4 separate regions of the Homo sapiens genome follow, and all the other regions are linked to region 1. Evidence: chromatin contacts called from ENCODE Hi-C or POLR2A ChIA-PET data. All regions are on one chromosome and are shown on one strand. The core of a region is the stretch at or near the end of the contact, and the rest is flanking DNA. Distances in the headings are between cores, read along the strand shown. Region 1 holds the start of GFM1 (G elongation factor mitochondrial 1). Region 2 holds the start of C3orf33 (chromosome 3 open reading frame 33). Region 3 holds the start of GMPS (guanine monophosphate synthase). Region 4 overlaps KCNAB1 (potassium voltage-gated channel subfamily A regulatory beta subunit 1).

The links. Hi-C counts contacts between places; a loop is a spot of excess contacts on that map. ChIA-PET counts read pairs that join two places held with the same protein, here RNA polymerase II (POLR2A). Pooled maps may share reads with other maps.
Region 2: a loop to region 1 is called in a pooled map, with 10 times the contacts of the local background. The contact joins the promoter of C3orf33 here to the promoter of GFM1 in region 1. A Hi-C loop is called at or near these places in 4 of 50 pooled maps.
Region 3: a map of CD8-positive, alpha-beta T cell shows a loop between it and region 1 (10-fold over the local background). The contact joins the promoter of GMPS here to the promoter of GFM1 in region 1. A Hi-C loop is called at or near these places in 3 of 168 maps with a recorded cell type or tissue (CD4-positive, alpha-beta memory T cell, CD8-positive, alpha-beta T cell and naive thymus-derived CD4-positive, alpha-beta T cell) and 7 of 50 pooled maps.
Region 4: a pooled map shows a loop between it and region 1 (11-fold over the local background). The contact joins the enhancer-like site here to the promoter of GFM1 in region 1. A Hi-C loop is called at or near these places in 6 of 50 pooled maps. POLR2A ChIA-PET finds 5 or more read pairs at or near these places in 2 of 52 experiments (B cell and activated T-cell).

What each region holds. Positions count from the first base shown.
Region 1 is chr3:158,642,473-158,646,148 of GRCh38, forward strand. GFM1 (G elongation factor mitochondrial 1) reads left to right here and starts at 2,055. Exons shown (of 18, transcript NM_024996.7): 1 at 2,055-2,243; 2 at 3,157-3,309. The coding sequence starts at 2,163.
Region 2 is chr3:155,804,340-155,808,015 of GRCh38, forward strand. It overlaps C3orf33 (chromosome 3 open reading frame 33), which reads right to left and starts at 1,939. Exons shown (of 5, transcript NM_001308229.2): 1 at 1,800-1,939. The coding sequence starts at 1,913. RefSeq lists a silencer at 1,874-2,223.
Region 3 is chr3:155,868,732-155,872,407 of GRCh38, forward strand. It overlaps GMPS (guanine monophosphate synthase), which reads left to right and starts at 1,919. Exons shown (of 16, transcript NM_003875.3): 1 at 1,919-2,166. The coding sequence starts at 2,140. RefSeq lists enhancers at 1,364-1,413, 1,953-2,712 and a silencer at 1,554-2,773.
Region 4 is chr3:156,482,845-156,486,520 of GRCh38, forward strand. The region is part of intron 8 of KCNAB1 (potassium voltage-gated channel subfamily A regulatory beta subunit 1); the gene reads left to right. Among named protein-coding and RNA genes, the nearest start is that of KCNAB1-AS1, 38 kb to the left of the region's middle. RefSeq lists enhancers at 218-1,417, 651-910, 941-1,030. Within about 2 kb of position 1,592, at least 16 of the 41 ENCODE cell types and tissues checked have a DNase peak (open chromatin) inside an H3K27ac peak, as active enhancers do; they include B cell, where a contact is called at or near this core.

The sequences.
Region 1 (3,676 bases), core at 805-3,304:
ACAAGTGATAAGGAGAGGGTGTAAATACAGATGAAACTTCACTCGCTCGCCCACTGCTTACCTCCTACTGTGTGGCCTGGTTCCTAACAGGCCATGGACTGATACTGGTCTCTGGCCCAGAGGTTGGGGACTCCTGTGTTAGAACATGTAGATGCCAAGTACCTGTGCCAACCACAGGTCCACCTTTGCATACTTGACCTTACCAGTATTTTATGAATATATATGTACAGCTCCCATGTTACCAGTGAAGGGTCTTGACTATGAGTCATACAGGTTCTTGGCGTTTGAACAAAGAATTGGACAAAACACATAAGCAAAGCAATGAAAGAATGGAGCAATGAAGGCACAGATGTGTTGAAACAAAAGTACACTCCACAGCTCAAGAGCACCTGTTACAGAATTTTCTGGGATTTAAATACCCTCTAGAGCGTTCCCATTGGTTACACCCTATGTAAATGAAGGAGTGGCCCATAACCAGCCTGCTTGGTTGCAGGAGGTGACCAATCAGAGGCTGAAGTGAAGTTACAAAGTTACACATGAGGACTTGGCCTGCTACCAGTCTGATTATTTGCCAGAGGGGACCAGTCAGAGGTACTTTCCATTTTTTCATCTGCAATGCAGTGCATTGGGAGTAGCCTCCGATCCTTTTGTTACTTGGGCATGGAGAGGTGGGGTTTTCCTTTTGGTTCAGCTCTAGGAAGTCAGCAGGGCCTTCGGTTCCCTGTCTCTAGACCCTGTTCTCCTGCCTCACCCATAAAGGGAATTCCCTAGAGATACTAAAGGCTGTCTGTCTCTCTTCTGAGCAGCCCACTCTGCCTCTCAGAGTGTACTTTTGGTTTACAATAAACTTTTTTGCCTACTCTTACTTTGTACTTGCTTTCAAATTCTTTTGTGTGGTGAAGTCAAGCACCTGAACCGGCCCACTGACAACAGCAAGGATAGAAGCAGTGAGATCGGTTACAAGGCTATTACAATAGTTCCCTCCAGAAACGGCAGTACTGAGAGGTGGGGAGAAGTAAGTTCTGGATTTTCTTTTTTTTTTTTTTTTTTTGAGACTCGCTCTGTCACCCAGGGTGGAGTGCAGTGGCGTGATCTCGGCTCACTGCAAGCTCCGCCTCCTGGGTTCACACCATTCTCCTGCCTCAGCCTCCCGAGTAGCTGGGACTACAGGCGCCCGCCACCGCGCCCGGCTAATTTTTTTTTGTATTTTTAGTAGAGACGGGGTTTCACTGTGTTAGCCAGGATGGTCTCCATCTCATGACCTCGTGATCTGCCCGCCTCGGCCTTCCAAAGTGCTGGGACTACAGGTGTGAGCCACCGCGTCCGGCCCTGGATGTCTTTTTGAAAGTAGAGCTTACAGGATATGCTGACTGATTAGACCGGAGATGTCACAGCATGGTGTCAAAGCGACTAATATTTTTGGCTAGAATCACTAAAGTTTACATTTATGAGATGGATAAGACTGTGGAAGGTTTGGGGAAGAAGATCCGAAGCTCAGTTTTGGACCTGTTAGGTTCAACATGCCTCTTAACACATCCAAGCAGAATGGTCAAGGATGCAGTCTTCCACATGGACAGGACATGAAATGTCTGACATCGAACAATAACAAATAACATTTTGACATGAGGAAAAGTATTTGTAATTGTAATTGATAGTTCATTCACTATAATTTGTCCACGTTCTTTTTCAGGCCATGTCATATATATACCTATTAATATTTGTAATAGACAATTTTGCTCTTTTCTACTTAAATTGTTATATACATTTCTCCACATTGCTTTATAGGCCTAACAACCATGTTTAAATTCTGTATCTTCATACAGAGGTAATATTTAAAAAAGAAGACGAAGACAAAAGGACTCCCTTCCCTCACCCATATACCTATGCCGTCTTACTGGGAGCAAACACTTCTTTAGCTCCGCAAAGCGATTGCACTTTCTCTTCCAAGTCGGCAGACGGCGCGCGAGCAGCGTAGGCACTGCTCCGCCTCCAATCCAGTTGCTCTTCTTTCTTTTCCTCACTCTCTTTTTCCTCGCGTCCTTTGCCCCGGAAGTGCTCTTACAACATTGGCTGCCGGCGTGACTTTGACCGCTTCCCGGTGCGTTACCGGCAGCTGAACCCACCCGGCGCCACGGGACTTTGACGCGTGCTCTGCGCTTGCCATGAGACTCCTGGGAGCTGCAGCCGTCGCGGCTCTGGGGCGCGGAAGGGCCCCCGCCTCCCTAGGCTGGCAGAGGAAGCAGGTACCGGAGCATAGAGAGGCTAAATCGGGACCATTCCCGGAACCTTGTGATCCCTTCTGGGCAATGGAAGGCCGTGACACCCCCTGGGTCCTCATGACTGACAGCTCCGAATACTGGCAGTCGCTCGTCAGTGCTGAAAAGCACCTCGGTGCCTGCACATTAGCTCGTTAGCTCGTTTGTTTCGCTCTCTGGTATCCCTAGGGTTTAATCAACTAAAAGTGTCTGTCACTCAGATACTTTGATATTTTATCCACCTTTTCTAAGGTTTTTTTTTTTTTTTTTTGCCTCTCTTTTCCCGTGAATAATTGTGCATTTTGGATGTGCAGTCCTATAGGGAAAGGTTTATATTGTATCTTCATTCCATCTAATAGGGATCCCCATCCCCTGCCACCAGAGTAAAGTTAAAACAAGCTTCATGAATTGTTTTTGTTTGGAGGGAATTGGAAATCTTTGGGGGCTGTCTTGGAGCTACTAGCATCACTGCATAGAGCATATAAGTTCTCAAACATATTTGTCATCTGTGAACTACAATAAAGGAGAAAGGGAAAAAAATTAAGTTAAATTTAAGCTAAAATTTGTATTTTCTATTAAAGTATTTTTTGGAGCTGTCTTTGTGATTTTATCTGCCCCAGTGTGTATTTTCAAATCTGCAGTAAAAAGTGTCTCCCATTTTAATTAAATTTAACTTATTCATTAATTAATTTTAAAAGAATACGTCTTTACTGTCTTGTTTTGAAGTCTGTCCTCTGATTACAAGAGTTCCAGGCTTAAAGGTTTCCCCTGGTGCCTTTCTCAAGCTATCTCATATCCAGTGAGATTTCTTGGAGGAATAATGTCCACCATACTCCTTTTAATTGTCTGTTGTTCTCTCTTATAAAAGGTGCATAGAATTGAGCTCTCGTATTTTTTTCAGGTTAATTGGAAGGCCTGCCGATGGTCTTCATCAGGGGTGATTCCTAATGAAAAAATACGAAATATTGGAATCTCAGCTCACATTGATTCTGGGAAAACTACATTAACAGAACGAGTCCTTTACTACACTGGCAGAATTGCAAAGATGCATGAGGTATATATTCACGGTTGATTCCGGATTAATTAGAACCAGATTTTAATTGTTTTGTTGCTATTATTTAATAAAGCTTATAAACCTGAAAGATTAAAACAATGGTAACAGCGGACTTTTGACAGTTAGGCTTATCTGAAAGTTGCTTAAGTTAAGTATCTGTGTTCTGGTTTTATTTTTATTTTTTATAGAAGAGGTCTCACTTTGTTGCTCAGGCTGGTCTCAAACTCTTGGGCTCAAATTATCATCCTGCCTCAGTCTCCCACAGTGCTGGGATTATAGGCATGAGCCACTGCACCTGGCAACTGTTTCCATTTCAGTTAAGATTTCTTTCCTTCTTGGAATGCAGGGACAGAGAAAGTCTGAATTG
Region 2 (3,676 bases), core at 689-3,188, 2.8 Mb before region 1:
ATTACTGCTTAACTGGAAGAAATGAGTTTTCACCAATTAACACATATATTATTTACCATTCAATGATGCTACAAATATTTATCTAGCACTTACTAAGTAGCAGGCATTACTCTAAGAACTGGGGCTACAATGATGAGTGAAAACAGGCATGGCTTTGGACTTTGTGCTGCTTGGCTGTAGAGCATTTGCAAAGTTATCTTACTCAACTTTCCAGTATTATTTTTTAAAGTTAATGATTCCTTCTGAAAACATTTTCTTCACTTGGCTTCTAGAACACCTGGCTGTCTTGACTTTTTTACTACCTCACTGTCTGCTTCTTCTTAGTCTTTGCTGACCTCCTCTTTACTCCCCAGATTCTCAATGTTATAATCCCCCAAATTCTAGGGCTTCTTCAGTAGCTTTTCTCACTTGCTCTGAGATGTTATTCAAGCCCACGGCTTTAAATGCTACTTAAGGTTTATGCAGGTCATTCCCAATGTTCTATGTCAGGTTCTGATCTCCCTTCAACACCGGACCCCATATCCAGTTGCCAAGGACAGCATCTACAATTCTGCTTAGAAGTCTAATAATGATCTCCAAATTTGCACATCTCCATGTACGTGTCCAAAAAGTTCTCTAGATTTTCCCCAATAAATCATTTATTCCAACTCCTTCTCCTTATCAGCAACTATTACCAGCCTCCTTGGACCTCTTTCTTTGTACCTCACACCCAAACAATTCATATCACCACAATTCTGTGTCTTAGCCACAACCCTCTCTTGCCTGGTGGCCTAACATGTCCCTCTCTTGCTTCAACTCCAGAGGCTTAGTGCTTCACTTAAAAAAAAAAAAAAAAAAAAAGGCAGGGCACCAGTGGCTGATGCCTACAATCCCAGTGCTTTGGGAGGCCGAGGCGGGCAGATCTCTTGAGACCAGGAGTTCAAGGCCAGCCTGGGCAACACAGGAAGACCTTGCCTCTACAAACAAAAAACAAATTAGCCTGGTGTGGTGACAAGTGCCTGTAGCCCTAGCTACTCGGGAGCCTGAGGTGGGAGGATTGCTTAAGCCCAGGAAGTGGAGACTGCAACGAGACATAATGGTGCCACTGCACTCCAGGCGTGACAGAGGGAGACCCTGTCTCAAAAAAAAGAAATCTATTCGGGAGGCTGAGGTGGGAGATCACTTGAGGCCAGGAGTTGGAGGACAGCCTGGACAACATAGCAAGACTCCCAGTCTCTAACTCTAAAAGAAAGTAGTCGATGGGGTAGCGCACGCAACCTGTGGTTCCAGCTACTCGGGAGGCTGAAGTGGGAGGATCTTTTCGGCCGAAGTGGGTGGAGCAGCAGCAGTGAGCTATGATCGTGCCACTGCACTCCAGCTTGGGCCAGAGAGGAATACCGTGTCCCTAAAAAATAAAATTAAAAATAAATAAAAATTAGAAATGCTCTCTCCCAAGGCGTACAGGACTTCCCTGCTCTTCCTCGGTCTCCTCTCTGGGCCCTCCCCAAATGCTCTAATGGACCAGGTGGCATCCCCGAGCTGGGCTGCGTCTCACCCTTTGAGGTGCCCCCTACAGCCCAGCAAGGATCCAGAACAGTCCTTGTAATAATGAGGCCGAACTGGCCCCCTGGCCCGCCCCCGGCCCTCTGCAGCCCCGCACACACGACACTCGCGATGTCGCCCTCTCGAGCTCATTCCCCCGCAGTTTTCTGTCGCTCCCCGGCCCCGGCGGGATCCACGCCTGAGGCCTCACGTTGTTCTCAGGGTCGCTCTGTGCCGCCCCGCGCCCACCACCCGCCCAGACTGCGTGGCCCCAGTACCCGGACTAGGCGCAGGTGGTCGTCTGCCCACTGCGAGATCCGAGCCACGACGTTGGGCTCCATTCCGTCCTTGTCGGCAGACGGCGAGCCGGTGGCCGCGGGCTGCCCCGCCATGTTCCCGGCCTCCTGCGAGCGGCCCTGAGCTCCTCCGGCTGGCGGCAGGGGGCGCCGCTCACCTCGGGAAGGCGGCGGGGTCCCCTTCCCCGCGGACCGGGGTGGCCCCGCGACCTGCAGTCGCCAGTGGGCGGGCCCCAGATATCAGACGTCTTAACAGTGCCCCAACCGCTTTTATGCAGGGTGATTCCACGATGCAGGAGATCTCTGAGCAGCACTGTGGGGGCTGAAGCATTCCCTATCAAGCTAGTAGGATGATTGTCAGCTGGTGACTTCAATTCACTCAGCTGCAACGTGGTTTTCGCAGGTGCCACACAAGGAAGGAAATTGAAGTAATTCATTCCTTCCACCTGCTCCCAAGGAACAGCATATGCATATTTTTTAACCAAATACGACCTGTCCTTGAAACCTATGCATATTTCTTATATTCAAATTGTGCTTTAAAGTTTTAAGAGCTGCTCTGAAAGCCTAATATCACATGCTCTAAATCTTTGAGCTGTTAGAAAACAGTAGTTAATACATTTTAAATAAAACAAAAATTAGATACAGAGCAGTGCAAATAATATGGTAACATTTATGTAATAAAAATATATATTGAGGCCGGGTGTGGTGGCTCCTGCCTGTAATACCAACACTTTGGGAGGCCGAGGCGGGCGGATTACTTGAGGTCAGGGGTTCGAGACCAGCCTGGCCCACATGGCGAAATTCCGTCTCTACTGAAAATACAAAAATTAGCTGAACCTGGTGGTATGCGCCTATAATCCCAGCTACTCAAGAGGCTGAGGCAGGAGAATCGCTTGAACCTGGGAAGCGGAGGTTGCAGTGAGCCAAGATCGTGCCACTACACTCCAGCCTGGGTAACAGAGCAAGACTCCATCTAAAAAAATAAATAAATACTAAATACTATACAAGAAACTAGTAACAGTGACTACCCCGGGAAACGGAAGGTAGGAAAGGGCAAGAGGTTTCACAATCTGCCACCTCTAATAAACATTTTTCAGTGATAGAAATGTCCTGTAGCTTCATGTGGGTATTGCCTGCATGAAATGTGGCTACTGAAATCAAGGAACTGAATTTTTAACTTTATTAATTTTAATTAATTTAGTCACATATGGCTAGTGGCTATTATATTGGAGAGTGCAATTATACTACTGGAGTTTTTTTTTTTTTTTTACTTTATGCAAATATTACCTTTAAAAGTCAAAACAGACTATGTTGTATTCCTAACAATACATATTATGAGTGGTGGCTTCAAGGAGTGTATTGTCTCTGTGTTATAGCCAATAGAAAGTAAATAACAGCCGGGCGTGGTGGCTTACGCCTGTAATCCCAGCACTTTGGGAGGCTGAGGAGGTTGAATCATGAGATCAGGAGATCGAGACCATCCTGGCTAACACAGTGAAACCCCATCTCTACTAAAAATACAAAAAATTAGCCAGTCGTGGTGGCATGCGCCTGTAGTCCCAGCTACTCAGGAGACTGAGGCAGAAGAATCGCTTGAACCCAGGAGGCAGAGGTTGCAGTGAACCAAGATCGCACCACTGCACTCCAGCCTGGGCCACAGAGCAAGACTCTTGTCTCAATAAAAAGAAAAGACAAGAAAGTAAGTAAATAAGAATCGTTGACACTTGGGTCTTGCTTGCTATGCGCCAGGTATTGTTCTAGGTGCTTCTCAGACATTAACTCCCTTCATCCTCCCAGCAACTCATGAGGTAGGCACTATTATTAATCCCAGTTTTACAGAGCAAGTATGCACAGAATGA
Region 3 (3,676 bases), core at 669-3,168, 2.8 Mb before region 1:
CTTAAAGCTCCTGAAGGCCAGACATAGGAAAAGGAGCTAGCAAAGGCAACCAAGAGCAATCACAGAGATAAAAAGACAACTTTTTGGTGCATTTTAAGGAAAATCCAGTTTCAACAAAGAGGGATGGGTCAATAGAGTCAGAAGCTAAAGAAGAAAGAATATCAGGATCCTATATTGTGTGCATGCCAACATTCTTAGCCATTAAGCACAGGTGACCACTAGAATTTATTTATTTATTTGTTTATTTTGAGATGGAGTTTCGCTGTTGTCACCCAGGCTGGTGTGCAATGGCATGATCTTGGCTCCCTGCAACCTCCACCTCCCGGGTTCAAGCGATTCTCCTGCCTCAGCCTCCCGAGTAGCTGGGATTATAGGCGCATGCCACCACGCCTGGCTAATTTTTGTATTTTTAGTAGAGACAGGTTTCATGATGTTGGCCAGCCTGTTCTGGAACTCTGACCTCAGGTAATCCACCCGCCTAGGCCTCCCAAAGTGCTGGGATTACAGGTGTGAGCCACCACGCCCAGCCTAGAATATATTTAAACTAAGCATTGTTTAAGATAGATGGGACTTAGCCAATCCTTAATGCCAGTATATCACATCACATTCCACTCCATTAGGGGTGGATGTTTATGTAAGTTGAGGTTCTCCTATTGGTTACTGCACTCTTCTTTAGATTGTGCATACAGACCTACCCAGAGAAGCCAGTATCCATGGCTTTGGAGAGTTCAAATATTCAATTTTCCGTTCAAAAAAAGGTAAGCGAAATACTTAAGTCTCAGGCCCACTAGGACCTTAAGCCTTTCGTTTTTGTAAATATTTCACTAATAAACTGTCTACACTTTCCCAGATTGGGCAGGCCTTACATTCTATATATACTGAGAGGCACATTATCTCACTAAGCCTCAATTTCCTCATTTGTAAAAAGGATAAGAACATCAATCCTACCTTACTACTTTCACGGGATTGGTTAAAGTTAGCTTTTAAAGTATTTTCTCACTCTGGCTCCTTAATACCCTAGCTACAGTCTGACACAAGAATGACTGCAGCAAAATGTTGGCTGTATTATAATAAAAATATTTGTGGAAAGGCTTTGTTAGCTGGAAGCCATCTCAAGTATTATTCTTTATACCCCAATCTCGATTTAGGCCTCTAGGTAACCAAATTCAAAGTAACACCTCATCATCATGATGGTTGCCAAGGGGTAGGTGGAGGGACTGCAGCCCCTTCCCCACAAACAATTCCAATAAAAACACTGTTGTGCAAACAGAGCTTCACGACCAGTTCCCTGGGCCAGCTGCTCACCAGATTACCACTCCCAAACTCCCTTTTCTTTGGAAATACTGCACCTGCTGTATTTGTGGGGAGCTGTATAACTTTTGAAGTATCTAAGTGATCAGTTCCTACAATGACATCCTTGAGATATGGCCACGGAACTTTCCAAAGCAGCCTTGGCCTCCTTCATGTCCAGCAACCTGAGATAAGGCCACGCCACCGGCTAAGAGTTCCGCCAGGGGCCCAGCTCTCAGGAGGCCTCTTCGGTGCCGCCAGCCTCCCGAAGTCATCCAAGGTAGCAGGCAAATCCGGCAGCAGCAAACTAGCTCGGATTCGGCTTCGGTTTTTCTCCTGGCCGGCGCCACAGGCCCCTCCTCCGGGGCGGGCTCCTCGGTGCGAGGGCAGGAGGGGCGGAGCCGGTGGATGCCGCGGGCTCCTCCTCCCAAGGGCGGGCCGCGGGAGACCCGGCCGGCTTTGCCGGCGGGGACCGGGCTGGGGGCGGGGCCGGGCGCCGCGAGCCCCTCCTCTCGAGGGCCGGCCGGTTTGGCGGCGGCTGCGGAGGGTATCTGAGGCTCGGCTGCCAAGCCGAACGGGCTCTGGCTCCTCCCAGTGGCCGGCCGGGGCGGAAGCAGGAGGCGGGGGCAGCGTGCGCGCTGCTGGTCTTCTCTCCCGCGGCGCTGGGGCCCGCGCTCCGCTGCTGTTGCTCCATTCGGCGCTTTTCTGGCGGCTGGCTCCTCTCCGCTGCCGGCTGCTCCTCGACCAGGCCTCCTTCTCAACCTCAGCCCGCGGCGCCGACCCTTCCGGCACCCTCCCGCCCCGTCTCGTACTGTCGCCGTCACCGCCGCGGCTCCGGCCCTGGCCCCGATGGCTCTGTGCAACGGAGACTCCAAGGTCAGCGTGGGGGTCCCTGCAGCACCGCATCCCGGCGGAGGCGAGGCTCCCGGACCGGGGAGCCACCCCGCGAGGCCCTTCCCCACCCCCTTCCCCCAGCCCGTCCGCGCAGCCCTGCGCCCCGGGCAGCCACGCGTCGTAGAGTCCCTGGTCGGGGCCTGTGGCATGTTTTATCTCGGGAGCGGCGATGCTTTGTTGATCTTGTCTGCGTGTCGAGGTCCGGGCGTCGGGGAGGGCATCAGCTCCCCGCGGCCGCGTCGCTGGCCCCCGCCTCCCCCGCGCCGCTGTGGGGCGCAGAGCCCGCGAGCGCGGCGCGAGGGTGGGGGTAGGGCGGCGAGCGGGCTTGTGTGTCTGCGTGTCGGGGTGGGGGCTTCCTCGGCTCCCACCCCGTCCCTCTGGGAGGCTGGGGGCCCGTTGTGGCGATCCCGGGGCCCGCCGAAGGCAGGGCAGGGTCGGGGCCTCCTGTGCGGCGTTGGAGCTGGGCCGGCCTCTGGTCTTCCCGCCACCCCGTTTCCCGCCTGCCCTCGGCGAGGCCCGCTCCATTCCCCCCGCCAGCCTTGGGCTCCGCGGCGGTTAGGCCGGTTCTGGACGAACCCCTCGGAGCTGCACTGTCTTCCCCCTCCCCCAACGCCCCTGCAGGCCCGCGTGAGGGCTGGTGGCCCCAGGGTCGCGCACTCCGTTCTCCCTCCCCGCTTCCTTCTCAGAGAGGAAAGGGTGTGTGTCCAGGTCCCGCCCCCGTCCAGCTTGCTCCCTGTCGAGCTTGCTGGTTTGCGGGGTAACCCGCTTCCCCGCCTTTGGGGTCCCTCCCCGGGACGCGAGCCGTGCCAGCTCGCCCGAGGCCTGGGCAGTCCGGAGTTCCGGAGTGCTGGAAAAGTTGCCGCCTTGACGTACCCGGCGGGGAGAGCACGTTTGACCGCTGCTGCTCATCTCTCCTCCAACTCACTTTTCTTAGACCGTTCCTCTTACTTTCGTCCCGCTTTTGAATTGGGCACCTTCGCTTTCACCTCTGTATTAAAATTTTCATTGGCCTGGAGTTCTTTCTGACCTTCACTAAGTCAGTTTTGCCAGCGGGAAACCGTGCAGTTTTGAATTGCGATTTACTTCATTAAGATACACCTCCTCTGTACGCTGTTGAGGGCCTAGCTTTAGGAAAAAACTTAATTAAATTTCATTCGGGGGGTGGGATTGTATACTTCGAGGTGGATTTGGTGCTCTACGTCAGATAGTAGTGCCTTGTTCAGGCAGAATTTTAACATTCTTTTTAAAAGGTGCTGCTCAAGGGTCACATCTTAGGAGGTCCTCTTGAATGGTTGCTTAGCACCCGGTAATCATTCAAAAAGTATTTGTCGAACAATGAGTAAAAGATTATAAGGTAGCTGATTTTAACTCTTTTAAACCAAGGCACCAGTGGTGCTTAGGTCCAGGGAGCTGTTAAGACACACAAACCTTTAGTTTCTGACCTAAGGAGCAAATGTAAACCCCATTGTCCAGCTCTTTCCCGATTACTAGT
Region 4 (3,676 bases), core at 342-2,841, 2.2 Mb before region 1:
GTACTGCTGTAATTTTTTTATGCAGGAAATTACCTTGATGCAATTGTAGTCTCCAGGTCTACTACCAGGTTATCCTAGAGGTCTCAAAGAAGAAGGCTAACACAACAAATTAAGATGCATGAGTCACATGGTTTATCAAATCAATTAAAACACATTATGAGAAGAAAGAGGGGAAGAGATAGGGACAGTTAAAATAATTACACTAGAATTCACGCAGGAGAAAGAACCCAGCTACTTAAATCTTGGGACACACAGTGCTCATGTGACCTGTTCTCTCTATCTACCACATTGACCTTCTCCGTGGTGTGATTATATAGGTCAAATCTGAGGTTTCAGCAAGGGGCTCAGCAAGGAAAAGATGCCCGGGTCAGTAGTATACTTGGAAAGACACAGGGACAAGCCCACCTGGCCATGACCTGTAGCTCATCATTTGGCCTGATGAACAGCTAAGGACTATTTGCATTCCTTGCACAGAGGATTTCTGTGGCTAGAATGGGGGTCACCAATGGGTGGCTGACTGAAGACTTAAGTTCTCATATTTTATGTATTTATATTTAGTATATTTCAAATGTTTGATGTCGTATGCATATGGATATGTTGTCAATATCACCTCTTTCCATTCCTCCCTCCTATCTGTGTTCAGCATGCACATTCTCTACTTTGTTGATGGCCACTATGACTCAGGGGTTACTAATCCACTTAGTTTTACCATGCTCATCATATAAATTCTGCCTATGTCTCACAAGCTACTTGCATCTCCACCCAGTTTCATTTATCCTCTTTCTTTGTTTCACTTTCTTTCTTGAGCAGAACTGAATAATCTTAAGTCATACAGCAAAGGCACATTACAGAGTTCACCACTCTCAGTTGTTGACATGTTGCCTCAGGTCCGGCAAATCTTCCAGGCCTGTTGAAAAATTTCCAGCATTAACAAGAGGCCCACAAAGTTCTGACTGTGGATCATTCTGATATGCATCTATAAGAACAGAGCCCCTGGTTAACAAATGATCTTTTCCAACTGGGTTCCATAGAAAGAACAAGAGCTTTAGAGAAATTACCTTTACTAGAACTACTGAGAAGTTAACAATTGCCAAGGCTGCAGAAAATATGTGAAGAGCTGGCTTTAAAGAAAACTATACTCCAGAAAAACAATTGTACTCATCTGGTGTTGTATTTTCCGCTTTCTTTGGAAATCAGTGATTCCCAACCTTATTCCATAAAGTCCTGGTTTGAAGGGAAGATTCTAAAGAAGGATATGCTTATATGCTATGCAGTTTACTTCCTCTATTTTCTCTCCTCCCTCCCCCACCTTTTTTTTCTTTCATGACATCTTTACTCAACAGCGAAGGCAGAAGAGATTCAATCTGTATCATTCAGTAAGTTAAAAAAGGAAAAACAAGGTGGGCCAAATGTTTGGGAGACTATTGTACCTTCTCACAACAAGTCTGTGGACTTCACCAAGCTCCAAAAGGATGCTTTTTTCTTCTTCTTCTTTTTCCCTTAAGTTGTTTTTAGTTAAGAAAAAAGAGAGAGAGAGAGGGAGAACAGAGAGTGCTTCTGCTCACCCCAGCTGTCAGGTGAAAAACAGAGCTGCTTAGTATTCTGGGGCTGTGGGTTTATGACTCATGTGCACTTCCTTCTGTGAGTTGTCATTTCTCTGAGAGATATTTGGAGTTGTGACAAAATTTAACTCCATATTCTGAGGGGATGTTGACTGGATCTCAGGAGAATTCATTTCTGTAAGTTCCTCGATCTGCTGCAGCAGATCTGCAGTGACATGCAGAGGACTTGGAGACTAACATGACTTAGCAGCAACACACTCTGAGGGTTTACTGGCATGCTGATTGAATGCAGTGAGCAGAGCCACCTGTGTCAGGGTAATCGAAAATTCTCAGACAGCCGGGGATAAACAAATACCCTCGAGTCTCTCTCTTACTTTCTGTACAAAAGGAAGTATTAATAATGAGAGTAAGTGGTTTTGTTAACCCCCCTCCTGAATATTTAATATGTGTCCTAAAAAAATATGAGGTCTGCAATCAGAAGGTGAGGGCGTTAGTCTTAGGTATATAAACTTGGCTGAGTTGCTCAGACCTTCAGCTTCTCAGTTTTTCATTTGTAAAATGGGAAGAATAAAAATATTCTAGCTATTTCCAAGATTGTTGTGAAGACAAAATGAGATAAGTGGAAACATGTTATAAATTGTAATTGTCCTGCACAAATATTTTGAGGTTGTTGTTGTTACATATGTTTACACTTTTAGGAATATATAAACCTTGGAAGATGTAATAATCAAAGTTTCAGCCAGACACCAAGAAACAATTGAAATGACATTTTAGAGTGAGATGCCAGTTCTCCATTTGTACTTTCAAATGAAGTGTGCAAGAGCTTGTTCCATAGCTCTTTCTTCCCCCAACTTTTTATTTTGAGAAATTAAAAACTTATAGAAATGGTGAAAGAATAAACACCCAATACTCTTCACCTACATTTACCAAATTGTGCCACATTTTGCCTTTGTTTTTCCCTCTCTTGTTCTTTGCCATTGTGACATTTCATTCATAAATATTTTCTCCAGTATCTCCTGAGAATAAGGCATTCTTCTATATGACCATAACACAATCATCATACTCAAGAATATTCAAGCCATATTCAAATTTTCTAAAATGTCCTTTATAGGATTTATTTGTTTTGCTTTTTTGGGGGGGGCATGAATCCTGCAGTACATTTAATTGTCATGACTGTTAAATTTTTTTATTTTATTCTATTTTAGATTCGGGGGTACATGTGCAGGTTTGTTACATGGGTATATTACATAATGCTGAGCTTTGGGCTTCTAGTGAACTGATCACCCAAATAGTGAACATTGTACCCAATAGGGAGTTTCTTAAGACTCACCACCCTGCCACCCTCCCCTCTTTTGGAGTCCCCATTGTCTAGTATTTCCATCTTCATGTCCTTGTGTAGCCCTTGTTTAGTTCCCCCTTACAAGTGAGAACATGACGTATTTGATTTTCTGATTCTATTTCACTTAGAATAATAGCCTCCAGCTCCGCCCATGTTGCTGCAAAGGACATGATTTCATTCTTTTTTCTGTCTGCATACTATTCCATAGTATTTTCCACACTGTTTTCCGAGGGCCCAGGAGGGTTGCTGCATCCCATTGCTGGTCCTGTTCAGGTTGATCACTCGATTCAAGTGATGTCTGCCAGGTTTCTCCCCTGTGACAGTACCTCTTTAACTTTATAACTAATAAATAACCTAGAATGTGATTATTTGAGACTATGTGAATAGCCTGTCCCCCACAACCTTGTTTTAGCACCCACCAAGGATCCCTGCCTGTGTCCGCTTTTATAAGGAGGGCTGTGAGACGGTGCTTTCCTGATTCCATCAGCTCCTCTTTCTTTAGGAGTTGGTTTTCTTCTACAAAGAGAAGCTTTCCCTTCTGCTCTTACCCTACTCTCTGTTCAGTGACTCTGGAGCTCCTCACTGGCTTCAAAAGTATAAAAGTTGAGAGAGGGGAGTAAAGGGGGTCTAGTGAGAAGGGCACGTATGAAGAAAACTGTGCTGTGAGCTCCATCCACCCCAGCATGGGAGAAGGCTGCCTCTTCATTGCCACCCTGGTTGGGATGGGGGTTTGAAGGCCATTCAGATGGTTTAAAACATTACCCCCATGACTGGG